Linked DNA regions of Homo sapiens: region 2 is linked to region 1. Evidence: chromatin loops called from intact Hi-C (ENCODE). Cell type or tissue: HepG2. All regions are shown on one strand. Each heading gives the region's core, and the rest is flanking DNA. Links, peaks and the distances in the headings are about the cores only. Region 1 overlaps ST6GAL1 (ST6 beta-galactoside alpha-2,6-sialyltransferase 1). Region 2 overlaps ST6GAL1 (ST6 beta-galactoside alpha-2,6-sialyltransferase 1).

The links. Hi-C counts contacts between places; a loop is a spot of excess contacts. Peaks named below come from ENCODE experiments on the same cell type or tissue, not always from the same donor. Only the 100,000 strongest peaks of a DNase experiment are listed, where the experiment ranks them.
Region 2: it touches region 1 in a loop (3.0-fold over the local background); 2 of 110 quality-filtered maps call a loop at or near these places.

What each region holds. Positions count from the first base shown.
Region 1 is chr3:187,039,978-187,046,778 of GRCh38, forward strand. ST6GAL1 (ST6 beta-galactoside alpha-2,6-sialyltransferase 1) reads left to right here. Exons shown (of 8, transcript NM_173216.2): 4 at 2,677-3,333. The coding sequence starts at 2,727. Among named protein-coding and RNA genes, the nearest start is that of RPL39L, 96 kb to the right of the region's middle. RefSeq lists enhancers at 1,857-1,926, 4,177-4,446, 4,557-4,666. In HepG2, for the core only: no CTCF peak of the experiment used is centred there; DNase peaks (open chromatin) are centred at 1,034, 1,524 and 2,004; H3K4me3 peaks cover 2,040 bases.
Region 2 is chr3:186,969,385-186,981,751 of GRCh38, forward strand. The region is part of intron 2 of ST6GAL1 (ST6 beta-galactoside alpha-2,6-sialyltransferase 1); the gene reads left to right. Among named protein-coding and RNA genes, the nearest start is that of ST6GAL1, 45 kb to the left of the region's middle. RefSeq lists an enhancer at 6,115-6,996. In HepG2, for the core only: no CTCF peak of the experiment used is centred there; a DNase peak (open chromatin) is centred at 5,567.

The sequences.
Region 1 (6,801 bases), core at 305-2,804:
TCCTGGGAAACCACACCTTGGAGAGTAGGTACTGGGCAGCTGCTGCCTGAGCCTCCACTCCTGTGACAGTGAATCAGGCCCTTCCTGCCATCTTGTTTCATTCAGACATGTGAAAGTCAGGTTCTAAGTCCACTATTTCCAAATCACTCATGCAACTTTGAAAATTATTTGTATTTCCAAACCTCACTATACTCAGCTATAAATGGAGCTCATAAAATCTGCTGTGCTTATCTCACGGGAGTATAATAGGTCTGTAAAACCTTACCAATACGGAAAGTACCTGAGTGTTACCACTCAGTGCACAGCAGGGATGGCAGGTGCAGCACTGATGGTGAAGGTGGCTTGTCTGCGACTGTCTGACAGACGAAGTTGCCTCTCTAGTGACCTTGAGTCCGACTTGATCACACTGACTTCTCACTGTCCCTTATCACAGATGCATGTCCTTGGGTGGAAAGATGATGAACTTTTAGAGTCAGACAGACCTGGGCTGGAATTCTGGTTCTAGAACTGACTTGCTGTTGACATTGGAGAAACCCTATAACCTTGCTAAGTCTCAGTTTTTTCCATTTCCTAAAATAGGATTGTCAATATCTCTATCATAGTGTTGTAGTAAAGGTTCAATGAGATATTGCAAGGAAAGTGACTACCACGTAGTAGGCCCTCCTTAAATGCTACTTTCCTTCTTTTCTCTAGTTCTTCTTCAGTTGTCATATGGTCATGTGATTACCTGTGTTGGGTGTCTGCGGAAATTGAATTCCTTAGTTTCTGGTAATACAACAAGCTTCCACCCTTCACTTCATGATCTTCTATCTGAATTCTTCTTCCACTGTGTACATTTAATCATTTCCACAACTTCAGCAGCCCAAGATAGGAGCCCATCGTTCCCAGAGTCACTGGTTCCTGAGGTCTGGGATGGTGGAAGCACTGCTTTGGTTGGTACTGCCAATGGATTCCAGGAATGAGCTGGATGTCAGTTCATGGAGAATTCCCAGGGAAGAGCCTGGAGCTCAGGGCTGCTGAGTCATGGCTGTGGCTTCACACTGCTGTCTTCACTACCCGTATCACCTCCACATGGCCCCCAGGCTGAGCTGCTGCTCTCCTGTCTCTGTTCAGAATACCTTCTGTGCCTTTTTGCTTATCTAGTTCAAATCCAATGAATACCATGCTCTTGTTTTGCCCTCCCAACACTCTGCAAATCACATAGGGCAGAGATAATTATTCTGAAAAACTCAGGGGCAGAAATATTAAGTGACCTGCCCAAGGTCACCAAGAATGGGGATAAGAACCCAGGTTTTGTGAACACCCAGTCCAGTACTCCTACTACCTTTTCCTGATATCCTTAGGAGCGGGATCCATGGGAAGGGACCTCAGACCCCTAGTGGGTTAGCAAAACCCCGGAGGTGATTGCTTTGATTTATTATTGTAAATAAACCCAGTGATTGGGGAAAGAATGTAATGTTTTCCAAAAGATACAGACATTATTTGAGTTCAAAGTGCTTCCAGTTTCCATTCAGTTACACAATAAATTCTGAGAAAACAAAGTAGGTGTTTACTCAGAAATAAAGAGACTATTCAGTCTCTATTTGCTCAGTGAAATCTATTTTCCAGAGCTTCTTGCAGTTCTGTGCATGTTGTACTGGAAAGGACATGGGTTATGGAATCAAATCCACTTCGATTTGAACCTCAGTGCAACCATTTCCTCAGCTCTGTGAGCTTGGGCACTTCCCTTGACTTCTTAGAGCCTCAGGTTGCTAATCCATAAAATGGAGATTATAACACCTTTGAAGTGAACCCTGTACAGGTTAGGAGATGCCCTTCGTATTAGACTATGCTATGCGTGGTGCCCCCAGAGTTGTGTCTCATGGTGGCCCTGGTTATGGTGAAGTTAAGTGAAATAACATCTAGCGTGCTTAATGAATTTTTGTTTCCATTTCCTTAGTTGGCTACATGTCTGCTATCTTACCCAGAATTCCTAGCCTCTATCATGAGGTGAGTCAGCTTCCTGTCTCAGCAGTGCTCTTCTTGCAGGGCACTGCACAAAACTGTGGTGGAGATAACCCTCGATCTTCTCATGCAGGAGTCCAGCATCGCAGCCCTTAGAGAGATACATCAGAAATCTATGGCATCATCTATAACGAGAAGTCTTTTTCTGGCCATTTTGAAGGGGTGTTGGGCCACTTACTATTTTAGGAAGTTTAGGTCTGGTGATGTAAAACAGTCAGCCTGCTTTTTTTTATTCTATTTTTTTTTCAAGCATGCATGGCTTCATTTAACAAATGTTACAAGGCCCTAGGAACTGAGTGATTTGCAAGATGTGGTTTCTGACTTCAAGAAACTCAGAGTGCAGTCAGAGAGGTAGACCAAGGCAACCAGAAACTAATATTCAGCATAGAAAAAGTAATGATGGGAGGACATATAAAGTGTTCATGGCTCAAGAGGAAGAAGGGAGTGGAAGAGTGGAAGAGGAAGAGGGACTGCTGTCCACGTTCAAAGCCCAAATTGAGTCTGACTTTTGTCGAGAATTGCTTAACAGGCTGCAGAGGTGGCCAGGAGGTAGACCAGGGCTGGAATTCAAGTCACCTCATTTCAAATCTATTGCTCAGTCCATCGCTCCGCCTCATGCCACATTGGGTTTTTCTTTACATCATTTGTTTTTCCTTGTCTCACTTTTTTTAGGCTTGTTTTCCTGCTCAGAACAAAGTGACTTCCCTGAACACATCTTCATTATGATTCACACCAACCTGAAGAAAAAGTTCAGCTGCTGCGTCCTGGTCTTTCTTCTGTTTGCAGTCATCTGTGTGTGGAAGGAAAAGAAGAAAGGGAGTTACTATGATTCCTTTAAATTGCAAACCAAGGAATTCCAGGTGTTAAAGAGTCTGGGGAAATTGGCCATGGGGTCTGATTCCCAGTCTGTATCCTCAAGCAGCACCCAGGACCCCCACAGGGGCCGCCAGACCCTCGGCAGTCTCAGAGGCCTAGCCAAGGCCAAACCAGAGGCCTCCTTCCAGGTGTGGAACAAGGACAGCTCTTCCAAAAACCTTATCCCTAGGCTGCAAAAGATCTGGAAGAATTACCTAAGCATGAACAAGTACAAAGTGTCCTACAAGGGGCCAGGACCAGGCATCAAGTTCAGTGCAGAGGCCCTGCGCTGCCACCTCCGGGACCATGTGAATGTATCCATGGTAGAGGTCACAGATTTTCCCTTCAATACCTCTGAATGGGAGGGTTATCTGCCCAAGGAGAGCATTAGGACCAAGGCTGGGCCTTGGGGCAGGTGTGCTGTTGTGTCGTCAGCGGGATCTCTGAAGTCCTCCCAACTAGGCAGAGAAATCGGTATGTTCTGGGGTTGTTCTGTGAATGGCAGTGCTTATTGGGACTGGCTGGGCATATTGATGGTATGGGAGACAAGTGGCCCAAGTGTGGCTCAGCGGACCAGTGGAGTGGGCCCAGGGCAGTGTTTTTTTCAGAGTCACAAGTGACACAGAGGGAGTTGAACAGATGGCGCTCTAGGCCCCCGCATCTTTTATCAATTAGAAGAGCTTCATTATTGTTTCCTAATATTTTTAGTTGATATATAATAATTAGATATATTTATGGGGATATTTTGATACGTGTATTCAATGTGTAATGATCCAATCAGGGTAATTAGAATATCTATCACCTTGAACATTTATTGTTTCTTTGTGTTGGGAACAGAATAGTTTTATTTTCATCTGTTTTAAATATTGGAATTGTGTAGAAGATTTCATTTGAAAAAGAGAGTTCCGCTGCTACCAATAATCAAAAGCCTACAATTGACCTTTGAAAAGACTTGAAGCATAGATCTGCACATCATTTCCAGGTTCTGAAATTCTGTTGTTTTTCCTGATTAGTGGAGGACTCTATTGGCCTCAACAACCTGGGTAATTTTCAGCTTTTCTCTTTGAAAAGATTTAATTGGGTCAGTAATTCTTAACTGGGGGCTATGGACCAACTTCAGAGGGTCATGAATCCCTGCAATTGCGTGCAAAACTGTCTGTGGATTAGGTGTGTAGAATGTATGTGTATGCGTATAAGTGTGTCCGTGCATTTTTCCAGGAAGGGAGTTTGTAGACTGCAGTTTATTCTCTAAGGGATCTGTGACCCAAAAAAGTTTCAGAGTCACTGGTCACAACATATTAATTTGCTTTTCTTGAAACCCTTTGTAGTGAATCAAGATAGAAAGTCTGTCTATATTTGTAAACCTGTGTAACAGAGAGCCTTATTTCTCTTATGCTGAATGTGTTTTCCATTATTTGAAATGAATCAGCTAAAGAAAGCAAAGCACAGGAAGCTTTGCTCCTCTGTCAGCCTGGAGGTACTGGAGCAGGTGAGGTCATACGTCTCCTTTTTTATTTCCTTCATTTGACTGCCAGGAAAAATGGTCTGAAACCCAGCACAGGCTCTCAAAGAAAAGTAGGCCCAAACTGGATTCTCTAGAGCAGAAAGAAATGGTGAGATCACAGTTTCTACCTCCCCAAATAGGCAGCTGCCCCGCTGGCCGGCCCCACCTCAACTTCTGCTTTTGTATTTTTGGTTTTTCTTGGACTTTGTTTTCAAGAAACTAAATGTGATTGGTTTTTGTTCATCCATAATGGAGCTAAGTTTCTTTCTTCTCCATTTTTGCTGCTTATGTAGCAAATGTTTGGGATATCCTAGGTATTAGCTGATCCTTCTTCTTCATGTCAAGTTAATATTGCGTGCCTGGCTGAAATTGTACTGAAGTTTGAGACAGGGCCTGATAGCTCTGTTAATTAGAACTACAGCTTTAATTTTATGCACTCCTTAAAGATTTGGGGTGATTTAAGTAAACATTAATACAAATAATATTTTTCTATAGATTGCAGTTTCAACTTCAAAATAAGGATTTCCACAGAAGGACTTTGATCCTGAGATGTAATCAAAATTGCATGTTAGACTTCGAATGTTCTGCTGTTATGGGGTATATATCCTCTTGGCATTTTGTCTAACAAATATTTTAAGACATTCATATATTCTTTTATTTATTCATGGATTCATCAACAATACAAAGGGGAAAGGGAAGGGAAAGGCCCTTTGTTGAAGCCCGAGTTGCAGGCAGCGTGCCAGGCCCATACACTTCCTCCTGCATCTGGAATTTGTTGAGTCTCTTCCCAACTACTGGATGGATCAGATTATTTCAAATGGTTTTCTTTTACAAATAACATTGCTGACAAGGTTTTTGTGCAGATAACTTAGGTAACCACTATTGACATTCAACAGGGAAATATCCTCAGAAGTGAGGCTAGAAGACACGAGTAAGAGACATTTTATGACTTTTTTTTTTTTGTCCATAGCAAGATTTTCTATCAGAGAGAGTGTAATAACATACTCTGCCTCCAGCAGTCTCACAAACCAGCCAATGGTGGGCTCAGTCATTTTCAATTATTTTTGATAGTTTACTCATACATGTTAAGTATCCTAGATTTGCTGGAATTTTCATGTCAAACAGTAGCATAATTTTAAAACACTATCATCAATACAAGTGATGCTTATTATGCATCTGCTGAGTTCCTAACATGCCTTGCTCTTTTCATCCTCCCAGAAGTCCTGTGAGGTTGATAAGATTATTGGTCTCATTTTGCTGGAGAGCTAAATGCGGAGGCTCAAGTGGTCACACAACTGGCTAATAGCAGACTGAGGTTTGAAAGCAGAGTGCTTGCTTCAAAGACCCCACTCTTGGCACCTCTGCTGTTGTGCCTCATAATAATTGTAGCTTCATAATAAAATTCGGTGTGATTATTCTTTTATTATGTTAAAAATTTTCTTCTATTCTTGTCTATTAGCTGTCCTAGAGAGAAAGAGAAGGGTATTCTGAGTTAAGGCAAAGGCAAGAAGCAAAGGCTGCACGGGGAAAAGTGTGTTTGGGCATCACAAATAATCCTGTTTGGACGGCATGTGGGTCCTTGTGGGTGAAGATGGGTGAGGAACGAGGCCAGAAAGGTAGCTAGGCATTAGCTCTTAGAGAACGTTGATAGTCACAATAAGGACTTTAGGTTTCATTCTTTAAGCCATGGAGAGCCCTAGGAGGTTTTTGAACAAGGGAGACTTCTCACTTCTCTATGAGTCCCTGTTTTGTACTCTATAATGTCTCCATTATTAGGGACTATTGCCACAACCAGGTCAGAAGTGCCAGGCCTGCCCAGGCTGTGGTAGCAGTGATGAAGAGAAAGGACCTTACCTGAGAGGGCTCATGAAGTAAGAGGCAGAACTTACTATCTAGCTGGAAATGATCTTGAGTGAGAGGCAGGAGCCAGGATGTCTAGCCTGGGAGCAGGCTGTATCTTACCAAGGGGAGCATGCTTCCAGAGGAACGCAGATTCCACTTTGGATGTTCTGAGACTGAAGTGTGTGTGGATTTCCCTGGGTAGATATCTATGCTGTTGAGTACTTAATTCTAGAGAAGGATCAGATATCGAGATAGATTTACAAGTCATTTGTATCAAGGTGAGATAATGGTTATAATCCAGGGAAGAAGACCAATTAGAAAATCTAGAAAAAGATTTACATTTAAAGGACAAAGAAAAGAACAGGGAAAAGTCAGAAGGGTCAGAGACCGGCTAGAGGAGAACTAGGTGTGCACCATACAATGGAAGGCAAAGGGGGATGGAGTTTGAGGGATGTTGGCTGTTGGTATCAAAGTCTGCAGAGGTGGGACATATTCTTGGGCAGAATAAGGACTGAGAAGACACCTGTGAACTGAGTAGCTTGGAGAACATGATCAGTTATATCAGGGGTCAGCAAGCTTTTCTTAAAAGGCCGGAT
Region 2 (12,367 bases), core at 4,575-7,074, 66 kb before region 1:
ATCTCATTGTGTTTTTTTGTGCATTCCCGTAAACACTAATGATATTGAGCTTCATTTTTATGTGCTTTGTTTGCCACCTGGATGGCTCCTCTGGTGAAATGTTTAGATTTTTTTACCCATTTAAAGAAAATTGGGTTGTTTGTCTTCTTATGATTGAGTTGTAAGGTTTCCTTATATATTCTACAGATAAGTCCTTTATTGGATATGCTTTGCAAAATTGTTCTCCAATTCTGTGGCTTGTACATGACAGGAGATGGAAGCAAGTAAGCTAATTATTGCAATTCAGTTGAATAAGTGCTGTGCACAGGAAGTGCAGAGGAAGAGCGGTGATCTCAGGATGGGGAGTCAAGGAAGCTTCCTTAAGGAGAAGCTATATGAATTGGATCTTAAAGGAAATGAAAAGTTATCTAGGCGAGGGAAGGGTAGCCTCAGTAGAAGTTCGTATGTGCCAAGGCATGGAAACAGGAAACGTCGTGGTACACACAGTACTATGAATAATTTGACCTGGTTGGAACACCAGGATTTTGGAGCGAAGAGTCTGAACTGGAATCCCAGTTTTCTTACTGGCTGGGTGCCTTTTCTTTTTATTTAACTTTTTATTTGGAAACGATTGTAGATGCACAGGAAGTTGAAAAGATAGTACAGAGACTCCTGATGCATCCTTCCTTTAGTTTCTTGTTTCTTCTTACATAATTATAGTACAATATCAAAACCAGCCATCTGAGATTGGTACAACATGTGTATAGTTTGTGTCATTTTCTCTTGTGTGTAGGTTAGTATAGGCATCCCTAGAATCAAGATAGAGAACTATTTCTTTTTCTTTTCTTTTTCTTTTTTTTTTTTTTTTTAAGACAGAGTTGCACTCTGTCACCCAGGCTGGAGTGCAGTGGCGCGATCTCAGCTCACTGCAACCACCGCCTCCCAGGTTCAAGCAGTTCTCCTGCCTCAGCCTCCCAAGTAGCTGGGTTTACAGGTGCCTGCCACCACGCCCGGCAAATTTTTTTTTTTTTTTGTATTTTTAGTGGAGACAAGGTTTCACTGTGTTAGCCAGGATGGTCTCTGTCTCCTGATCTCATGCTCCGCCTGCCTCAGCCTCCCAAAGTGCTGGGATTATAGATGTGAGCCACTGCGCCCGGTGGATACAGAACTATTTTATCATCAAAAAGGTCTTCCTTGTGCTGACCCTTTTTTGTCACCCTGCCCCCACCTCTGTTTTTCACTTCTATAATTTTGCCTTTGGAGAATATTCTCTAAATAGGATCATACAATATACAACCTTTTGAGGTTGGCTTTTTTGCACTCATCATAATGCCCTTCAGGTCTACTAAAATTGTTGAATTTATCAATAGTTTGCTCTTTTTGTTAAATTACCGAATAGTATTCCATGGTATGCATGTATCACAGTTTAATTGTTTGCCTATGGAAGGGCATTTTGCTTAATTTCAGTTTTTGGCTATTACAAGTTAAGCTGCTATGAACAATTGTGTTCTGATTTTTGTGTGGACATAAATTTTTGCTTCTCTGATATAAATGCCGAGGAGTTCAATTGCTAAGTTGCATGGTGAGCATATTATTTTGTTTTTGAAGAAACGGCCAAACCATTTCCTAGAGGGGCTGTATCACTTTACATGCCCACCAGCAACATAATCCACTTCCTCCACATGCTTGCCAGCATTTGGTGTTGTCACTTTTTCTCAACTTTAGCTGTTCCCTTGTTTTTGGACACGGAGTTTCACTCTTGTCACCCAGCCTGGAGTGCAGTGGTGCTATCTTGGCTCACTGCAACCTCCACCTCCCGGGTTCAAGCGATTCTTCTGCCTCAGCCTCCTGAGTAGCTGGGATTACAGGTGTGCGCCACCATGCCTGGCTAATTTTTTTGTATCTTTAGTAGAGACGGGGTTTTGCCATGTTGGCCAGTGGCCAGTCTGGTCTCGAACTCCTGATCTCAGGTGATCCACGTGCCTCGGCCTCCTGAAGTGCTGGGATTATAGGCGTGAGCCACTGTGCCCCCCCAACGTTAGCTGTTTTAATAGATGTGTAGTGATATCTTATTGTGGTCTTAATTTGTGTTTCCCTAACAGCTGGTTGTGTGCCTCTCTTTCTGCTCCCCCAGTCTGGCTGTCTGAATCTAGACCACAGCCTGTACTCCTTAAGTGTTGGAAGCAAGAAGATTTGGTGCTGACAAACCCCCTCCCATCATTTTCAGAGCTGCCCCAGGAATCTGACTTCCTTGTTCTTCAGCCCAGTTCACCAGTTATAGGAAATCTTTAGTCATTGTCCTGGGTAGCCCATGAAAAGTGATATTTTATAGAGCTGTGTATTTTTCCAGGGAGGATTGTTTTTGTTCACAGATGAGCAAACATCCTGTAAGTGCTGATTTTTCACTGTGCTTTCCACCCTGTTCCTCCCTGGTGCCAGCGTGCCAACATCTCTACTTACTGGCAGCCTAGTTGAAGAAACCTCTAGAGTTGGCCCAGGAGGACTGTTTTCTCAGTGTTTAGAGATCATACAGTGCCAAGGGCAGCTGCCATGGCCTCAAGCCTTCCCTAGCTCAGCATCTTCTACTCTTTCCTCTTACAGATGGAGAGGCAACTTCAATGCACTGGGGAAAGAAACGAACAATGACAGTGAATGATGATATTGCACTTCTTATGGACCAGGCTCTAAGTGTTTTATGTATATTAATTCACTTAATCCCCATGACAACCCTAAGAATTGGGTACAATTTATAACTCCATTTTATAAATGAGGAAACAGGCATAGAGAGGTCTCATAGCTAGTAAGTTGGAATTTGAACCTGGGGAGTAGGACACCCAGGTCTGTCCTCTTAGTCATTATGCTATGCTACCTGCTACTTTCTTACTTTCTTTTTTTTTTTTTGAGACAGGGTCTCACTCTGACACCCAGGCTGGAGTGCGCCTGGGAGGGATGTCATCTCACTGCAACCTCCACCTCCCGGGTTCAAGTGATTCTCATGTCTCAGCCTCCCAAGTAGCTGGGACTACAGGCACGGGCCACCACACCCAGCTAATTTTTTGTGTTTTTAGTAGAGACAGGGTTTTGCCATGTTGACCAGGCTGGTCTCAAACTCCTGACCTCCTGTGATCTGCCCGCCCCGGCCTCCCAAAGTGTTGGGATTACAGGCGTGAGCCACCATGCCCGGCCACTGCTTGTTACTATGTGTACATTACCTGCACTAGGGTGGATAGAACCTCATGTGGCACACACATGACGCCACATAACACGGCTCATGTGTTCACAGTGCCCAGCACAGAAGCATGCACATAGTAGGTGTTTATTTAAAAAAGTTGATTGAATGCTGAATGAGTGAGTGGGCACTCTTCACTGACGAACTGGGGTAAGGCACATACTCCCTGTTTGATTTCAGTGTAGCACTGCCCTATAGCTGGGCAAACACCTTGGTGTCTCCCCTTAGGAGCATGTGGGAAGAAGAGGAGGATTTGCCATGAGCTTTCTCTGGGACAGGAGCAGTTTGGGATGTTGAGATGGGAAATGGAGTATTGAGAAGTGAGTGTATTTCCAGGGGGAATGGAGAGGTCTTTGGAGACCTGCATTGGCCATGGGCTCCCCAGTTGTGAGTGGGCTCAGGCTCTGGATCACCGCTGGGAAGATACCCTTCTATTTATTTATTCATTATTTTTATTTTTGAGATGGAGTTTTGCTCTTGTTGTCCAGGCTGGAGTGCAATGGTACAATCTCAGCTCACTGCAACCTCCGCCTCCTGGGTTCAAGTGATTCTCCCACCTCAGCCTCCTGAGTAGCTGGGATTGCAGGCGCCCGCCATCATGCCCAGCTAATTTTTATATTTTTAGTAGAGACAGGGTTTCACCATGTTAGTCAGGCTGGTCTTGAACTCCTGACCTCACGTGATCTGCCCGTCTTGGCCTTCCAAACTGCTGGGATTACAGGCGTGAGCCACTGCGCCCGGCCCTCTTCTGTTTTCTGAGTCTCCTGTGCACTCAGGGCTGGCTCACATATACTGCAGGAAGAGGCAGGAGGAGGATGACACAGGGGACTGGACCTTGGAGGATAGCACATGATTGCACTGGCCCTCAGATTTTCAACCCCCTGCCTGTGCAGCAGTAACCTTGACTGCATTGTAGAGACTCCCATCCACTTCATCTCACCCTTGCCCATCAGGGGTGTCTGGGAAAGAGAGGTTTCTAGCCTGACAGATCTGAGTTCCAATTGCAATGCCTCAGTTGCCTCACCTGTAGACAGAGCAATAATAATAGCTGGTTTGTAGATTGTTGTGAGGGCAAAGTGGAGAAGTGTCTTAGGGAGTGTTGGCTCCCTCTCCTAACTCTTTGCCTCTCCTCCTCTCCTGGAGGCCCTCTTCATGAACACCCAGCTGTAGGGCAGTGCTGCACTGAAAGAAAACGGGACATGTGCCTTACCCAAGTTCAGTCAGCGAAGAGTGTCCATTCACTCATTCAGCATTCAATCGACTTTTTAAATGAACACCTACTGTGTGCTTGCCTCTGTGCTGGGCACTGTGAACACATGAGCCATGGCGCTTGACCTCCTGTAGCATGTGAGCTAAAGAGAGAGAGACAAATGCTAATTAAATAGTAACACAATCAAATGTGAAACCGTGAATTGTGGGGGTTGCTGTGGAGGAAGCTCTGTGGTGTTGCGTGAATGAACCACAGCCTGGGAAGCCAGTGGATAGATACTTCCTCGGGAAAGTGATTTCATCCTGGGGTTTGACTCTCTAGCTTTGGGCCACTGGAGAGGCCAGTGTGGAAGATTCAGTAGGATCAGTCCACTTTATGCTATATCCTGACTATAGGCTGACCAGGCGCCTGGCCACCCCAGGGCCCTCACCCCGCCTCCAACAGCCTAGACCGTTCCTTGAGATTACCCATATCCAACCATCCACAGGTGCTGCCGATACTGCAGGAACCGACTGAGCTTGGATCCCACACCTTACAGACCCGGAGCATCTTTTCTGTTGTTTATTTTTGGGTTAGCTCATAACTCACTTTATCACTCAGCCGAACAGTGAGCCACCATGGACCATGGTGGTTTTGATCATCATACAGATATTTAAAGACAACTTTATTGAGGTACAGTTTATATTCCATGAAATCAACCCATGTTAAGTATACAATTCAGTGATTTTTTTTAGTAAACTTACTGAGCTGTGCAGTTGTCACCACAATCCAGTTATAGAACATTTCCGTCATTAGTGGGGTCAGCTTTAGATGCAAAAGACAGGAGAATTATTTTTGTTTTTATGGGATTAGTTCTGTGCTCCCAGCAGGAAGATCTCATTAATTAATTAATTAATTCAATTAGTATTTACTGAGAGCCTGGTTGGGGGGGGGGCGCCCACAGCAGGGTTGGGTGCAAAGGGAAATAAATAAATAAACAAGTGGTGGGGGCTGCTTCACTGTGGCTGATGAGCTTCCACTGTCAAGTGTAGCCTAACTTGCCTGCTCAGGTGGGGTTCATGGCAGCTGCAGGGCAGGTTTCTGCTTTCTACCCTGTAACTCTTATTGGAAGGCAAGGCAAAGGCCTTCTTTTGCAATACCTGGTATTGCAGTGAATTATTGACTGAGCAGACAGAGAGACGTGTCCTCGCCAACATCTACAAATAGCTCTGGGCTTTGGCAGGCCTGGATGCAGGATCTTGGAAAAGAGGAGCGTGGGTCTGCTGTTTACAGTGCAAAGATTTGACAGGTGAAATTGGGGCGAGGGTGCGCTGAGGGAGGAAAGGAGTGCAGGCAACGTCAGGGCCGGTGGCCAGGGTGAATCCAGGGAAGCGGGTGCCTGTGTGCACGGTGGGTGTTGCTTGGAGGCTGGGGAGTGAGTGGGAGTATGGCCTTGTATACTAGACTGAGAGGCATTTGCACTTAATGGAGTAAACATGGAAGATGCAATTTCAGTGTCTGAGGAGGAGCTTAATGATTCAGAGCTGGACTTCAGGAGATTAATCTTTTGTGAGAAGATAAGCAAGGGATGGGTTGGGAGACTGTTGTGAGGGTCCTAGTATTAGATGATGTGGACTTGACTTGGACAGGGGCATTGAGGCAAGGAAAGAAGAAGTGCAGGGGAGAGAAAGTTCTGCCAGGTGATGGGGAGTGATTCTTCTCTGTCCCTGAGGTTCGTACCTGCCTGGCCATCTGCCTTTTGCTGTTCAACCAGTCTCCCTCTGCCTGTCCACAACTGAACTTCCCCACAGTGTGTTCTTCCATGGCCTCTTTGTACTCTCCCATCCACTTCTTCCCTCTTGTTCTACTTCTCTTGCCCAGGAGGAAGGAGAGGATCCAGCGAAAGAGATGGAGAGAAACAGAACACTGTACCCATGAAAGGCAGTGCCAGGGCAGGCAGTGGAGAGAGACTTCCAGAGAGGGTGGCTGGCTGTGCCAAACGCCACAGAAGTGAGTGAGGCTGGCACTGAAGGAGGTCTGGGGGACTCACGATTGGGACTAGGGTGAGACCTCCCTTACCTCATCCCAATCCTGGCCCTGGGAGGAACTGGGGACCTCGGAGAAAGCATTAGTTTACAACAAACTGGACCAAGTGTGGGACTGTTTCTTCTGAGGACAGCCTCCCAGCCTCCCATAGGAAACTGCCTGCAACTGCTCGGGACCCACTGGTCTCCTTCTTCCCCACCCCAAGACAGCCCCTCAGGGTCTCCACGGGCTCGCTAGAGTTCCTGCACACAGTTTCAAGACCACAGATCAAACTCACCTCCCTGCATCCTACCACAGAGAACTCTGAGACCCAGCAAAGTACCTGACTTGTCCAAGGTCATCCAGTGAGGTGTGACCTTGTGGGTCTTTCCTTTGCTTTCCTTTGATTTCTCATCTTCAGTTGGTTTACGCTCTCCTTTTATTCACCTCCCCCAACCTTCCCCTCCTCCGTAAGAATTGGAAACAGAGAGTTGATAGTTGAGGTCTGATTTATAGCTGAGGATTGAGGTCAAATTTGTAGCTGAAGATTGAAGTCCATTTACTGAGTGCCTACTTCTACCAAGCATTGTTTTAGAGGTGTTTACATACATCATTTTATTTCATTCTTTTTTTTTTTATTTGAGATAGCGTCTTGCTCTGTTGCCTAGGCTGGAATGCAGTGGCACTATCTCGGCTCACTGCAACCTCCATCTCCCGGGTTCAAGCGCTTCTCCTGCTTCAGCCTCCCAAGTAGCTGGAACTACAGGCATGTGCCCCCACACCCGGCTATTTTTTACATTTTTGGTAGAGACAGGGTTTCACCATGTTAGCCAGGCTGGCCTCAAACTCCTGACCTCAAGTGATCCACCTAGTTTGGCTTCCCAAAGTGCTGAGATTACAGGCATGAGCCACTGTGCCCGGCCTTAATTCTTATAAGACCCTTTCAAAGTAGGTGTCATTACCCTATTTTCCTGATGAAGAAATAGAGGCTCCTAGAGACTGAATGGCTTGCTTACCTTTGTATAGTTACTAACTGGTGCTGCTGGTTTATATTCTCTCCCCACGCATGTATTTCTTCAGTCACTCATATTTACCTAGTGCTTTAATGCCAGGCACTGTTTTAGGTGCTGATACCATATGAATAAAGGACACAAAAATCCTGCCAAGACCTTCTCCATTTGTGGCTTGCTTGCCAGAGGAGATCGGCTTGTTCTTTATAAAGTCTCCTGTGCTAGATGTCTCAGGGCTGGGTATAGCAGCTGCTGTGTTTATTGGCTATTGCTGAGATGAAATTCATGACCCGATTTGCTCCTCAGCCAGCAAGGCATGTGGACTTCTTTCTGTCTGCTTCCGGGGGTCTCTGAAGCCTTCTGCTGAAACTGCCCCTAGGCGAGATAGTTTATTCTGTAAGGAGTGTGACTGTGGCTCCCTCCCCCACGGCTTCTCCCCCATTTCTTTGCTTTTATCACCAGCGGTTTCCCTTAGCCACCACCGCTAGCAGAACCCTGATTTAGTTCCACGATTTAGCCCTGATAAAGGCGAGCTATTTTGGCTTCCTCTGCCCTAAGCCCCAGGGAGAATTTGGACTCAGTGTTTTCACTTGTCATTTTAGACTGTTGGCCAGAGTTTGCGGAAGAAGGCCTGTATTATTAATGCCCTTGCCGGGAACAGCTGCACCCTGCCAGGTTGTCATGTGAGACCTCTGAAAAGCTCAGAGCTACAAGGCCCACAGCTCTCCTGGGCCCACTGGGTCAGGTGGGAAATATGATCCTACAGAAACTGCAGGCAGCCAAGGAGGGCGGAAGGCAACTTGGAAGGAACTGATCAGTCTCACGCAGGAGACACAGCCGTCCTCTGAGCGCCTCAGGAGGGCTAATTCCATCCCGTGCCTCCAGGGGCCTGCTGTATTTGAAGATCTTTTAGCCTGAGGGATTTTATCACATCATATAAAAGACACATAAAATAAAAATGAAGATATTAATAATCAGTTTAATAATATTTAGAGAGCCATTATTCCTTGTAGTGGTCACTATCCTCATCACTTGAAATAGTTTTAATTTTCAGTACAAGCCTTTGAAGTGAATGGGACTTGTTATTGCCATTTAATAGATAAGAAAACAGTCTCGGCCGGGCGTGGTGGCTCATGCCTGTAATCCCAGCACTTTGGGAGGCCAAGGTGGGAGGATCACCTGAGGTCAGGAGTTCGAGACCAGCCTGGCCATGGTGAAACCCCATCTTTACTAAAAATACAAAAATTAGCCAGGCGTGGTGGCGCACACCTGTAATCCCAGCTACTTGGGAGGCTGAGGCTAGAGAATCGCTTGAACCCAGGAGGCAGAGGTTGCAGTGAGCTGAGATCATGCCACTGCACTCCAGCCTGGGTGACAGAGCGAGACTCCGTGTCAAAATAAAAATAAAAGAAAAAAGAAAAAACAGTCTCAGAGAGGTTAAGGGAATTACCCAAGGTTATGCCAGGTAGTAAAGGTAGAGGTGGAATTTGAACATAGTCTATCTAGCTGGAAGCTCCTGCCCCTTTCAGGATGCTGTGAGCCACTAGACACATCATATTTCTCTGACTCCTCCTCAGTTTATCTGTGCAGTTGGTTCCCACTCCTCTCTCTCCACGTTACTCTGTTAACAGCTTCTGGAGCCTGGTGTTCCAGGAGGGACTTGACCAGAGTTCACTATCTGCTGAGCCAGGGGTTAGCTGGGTGGATGGTGGGGCTGCAGGCCAGACCAGGAGCCAGAAAAGATGGTCTCTGGCACCCTTTCCTTTATTCACGGAAATGGCCCCTCTTCACCTCTTCGTGCTCCATCAAAGCTCCTTTTTAGTGCTGGGAGCACACCACGGAGTTTAGAGAAAACAATCTAATAATGTTATTTGCTTGCTTAGAAAACCTCCACCAGTCCCAGTTGCTTGCAGGATAAATTGGGACTAGAAATACCTCTGTCTGGAGCAGATGTCCTGTCGAAGACCATTTCTCATCACTGCAGCCCTTATACCCTGTCCCACCTCACAGCTTCTCCCCATCCCTGAACACAATGGGCCACTTTCATGACTGAGCCTTTGCACTGCTATTCTCTGTTGGGCATGCCTTGCTCTGCTTGGTGAACTCCTGTTCAAACTTCAAAACCCAGGATGAACTTTACCTTTTCTGACTTCTGACTTCCTCTAGTAGAGTTGGCACCACCTCCTCGGCCCTTAGTTTTTAATGCTTTACATGATTTTCCACCCACTAGTTTATGGTCTTTTCTCTAAGACCTCAGCAGCAGGAGCTGGGCCCTATTTATTTCTGTATCATCTGTATTTGGGGCATATTTGTGTGAACAAATGAATGAGGGCTCATTGTAAAACAAACTGTATATAAAGTGTGAGTCACAGGTGGCCCCACTTTAACTGAAATGTTAGGTTAGGTTGGGGGAATTCAGAGAAAGGAGAGGTGATACCCTGAGGCCTAGCGTTATTGATTAGTTGACCAGTGAGCTATGCACTCTGCCTGGAGCATTACTGCAAATGAGCCTAGGACCTATTGAGAGAAGGTCCCAGGGGTGAAGTAACAGTGGGAGGCCTTACAGTTGGGAAGTGAAGCTTAGGTCTTCCCTGTTCTCCAGGCCAGACTCAAACTCTGTGCCTGATCTGCTTCCCAAGAGAGGAACTCCTTGGGCAGACCTGGAGAAAAAGTGGGGATTTTGGATGGTCCCCAAAGGAGGGTAGGGGTAGAAGAGGAGTCGAAACAGAGACAGGAGGAAGTCCAAGACAAACTTTCCTTCCTTAATACATAGTGCTCGGGGGCATCCTTCTGGCTGTAGCATCTGCGTAATAGCTGCTCCTAAGAATGCAACGTGAGCTGAATTCAAACATGAATTTGGAGCCAGTACCTGAATATGTGGGTTGTTCTATGCCACCGGGCCCCCTGCCTGTTTAATTTCTCCTTCCCCTGCTGCCAAGGCTTCCGAGAAGTTGCTGTGTAGGTGCTTAATGCTTCGGAGATGGTCAGGTATGAGTTTAAATCCTGGTCTCGGGCACTTTAATTGCTAATTGTGTAGCACTGAGCAAAAATAATAGGGATGCAGCTTTTATAGCACCAATCAGGTCAGTGATGTTGGTGATACTGTTGAGAGCTTACTATGTGCCAGGCATTATGCTAAGTGGTTGATGACCATTATCTCATTTATTCCTCCGTATACCCTACAGGCAGATGCTGTCATCATTCTGAAATTCCAGATACGTAACTGAGGTTCAGAGAGGTTAAGTAAGTTGCCTGAAGCCATAAAACAAACGATGATGGAATCAGATCATGGATCCTGATATGTCACACCTTAACCATTGTGCCATTGGTCTACAATTTGCCTGATCCTAAGAATCACCTGAGACTCTTGTTAAAAGAGCAATTCCCAGGCCCTGTCTCAGATTCAGATTCAGCCCAGCTGGGGTGGAGCCTGGGGAGCAGTGGATGCAGCGGGCACCCTGGATGATACTAGGATCTGGCAAGTTTAAGAAACGCTATATTGTGCCTTCCTGCCTGTAAGTTGTGGCTCATGGTTGGCCCTCAAGAAATGTTAGCTGTTAGTATTATAATATAAATGAATTGAAAGGACAGCTTATTGTGAAAGAATATACGTCTTTAAAAAGCTTATTAGTCCTGACACTAGATTTTAAAGATAGAGGTCGGATGGGCGCGGTGGCTCACGCCTGTAATCCCAGGACTTTTGGAAGCCAAGGCAGGTGGATCACGAGATCAAGAGATCGAGACCATCCTGGCCAACATGGTGAAACCCATTCTCTACTAAAATTACAAAAAAAAAAAAAAAAAAAAAATTAGCCAGGCAAGGTGGCAAGTGCCTGTAGTCCCAGCTATTAGGGAGGCTGAGGCAGGAAAATCACTTGAACCTGGGAGGTGGAGGTTGCAGTGAGGATCACCCCACTGCACACCAGCCTGGGTGACAGAGACTCCATCTCAAAAAAAAAAAAAAAAAGATAGAAGTCAAGGGGAAATAGATTCTGGATCAATGAATCTATACTCTAATACTCTAAACTCAAAACTATCTGCAAGTGGGATGTGTGCCTTTATAGGTCCCTGTCACTAGTGGTCAAGCAATCAGTGCCATCACGTGTTGGGTGTGATGGCTGAGCTGTTCTTCAGGGACCCATTCCTCAGTCAGTGTCTGCTGTATACATGCAGCTGCAGAGGACATTTGTGCACTGAGGAGGGCTTTGGGTGTGTTAATATTCTAGAAGAGGTGGAGTAGAGCAGCTATGCAAAGCAAGGAAGAAGGCAGGAGGTGTTAAAAGAAAAACTTTAGAGAAAATAAATGTAGCAAAGTTCATCTGAGCAAAGAACCATGTGTGAATTGGACAGCACTCAGAACCAGAAGAGGTTCAGAGAGCTCTGCTGCCGCAGTGAGGACAGTGAGCTTTTGTAGGCTGAACGTGGAAAGAAGGCTAAGAAAATATATTTTATTAGAGTGGGAAGACCCTAGTTAGAGGTTAGTTGGTGGTTTCTGATTGGTGAAGCCTCTAGTTACATTTTACTGTTTACATTGATTTGGATTTTGGTTTGCTTATGTAGAAGCTCTGGTTATGGAGACAACCTCAGGCTAACGGCCTCCTTCTTATTTGCTTTAACAGAGGGATGGCAGAGGTAGAAGACAGCAGATATTTGAGGGCCATCACTACTGCCTTGTACCGTGGGTAACCTGCATGAAGTCTTCTCTGTAGCTTCAGAGCATCTAGATCCGCTGTCATGCCACCAATACACTAAGGCACTTCATTTTCCTCAGGGAGACTGATGATGTCTTGTTATCTCTTATTAGCATTCCAAGTCTTATCTTATTTTTGAATTCTCAAGGTCCATTTTTGGGCATATAAATTACTGAAGGCAGTCAGGAAATATTGTTCCATCAGAGCTGGGAGAAAGACTCAACCCTTATCCTGGTCCATTGAC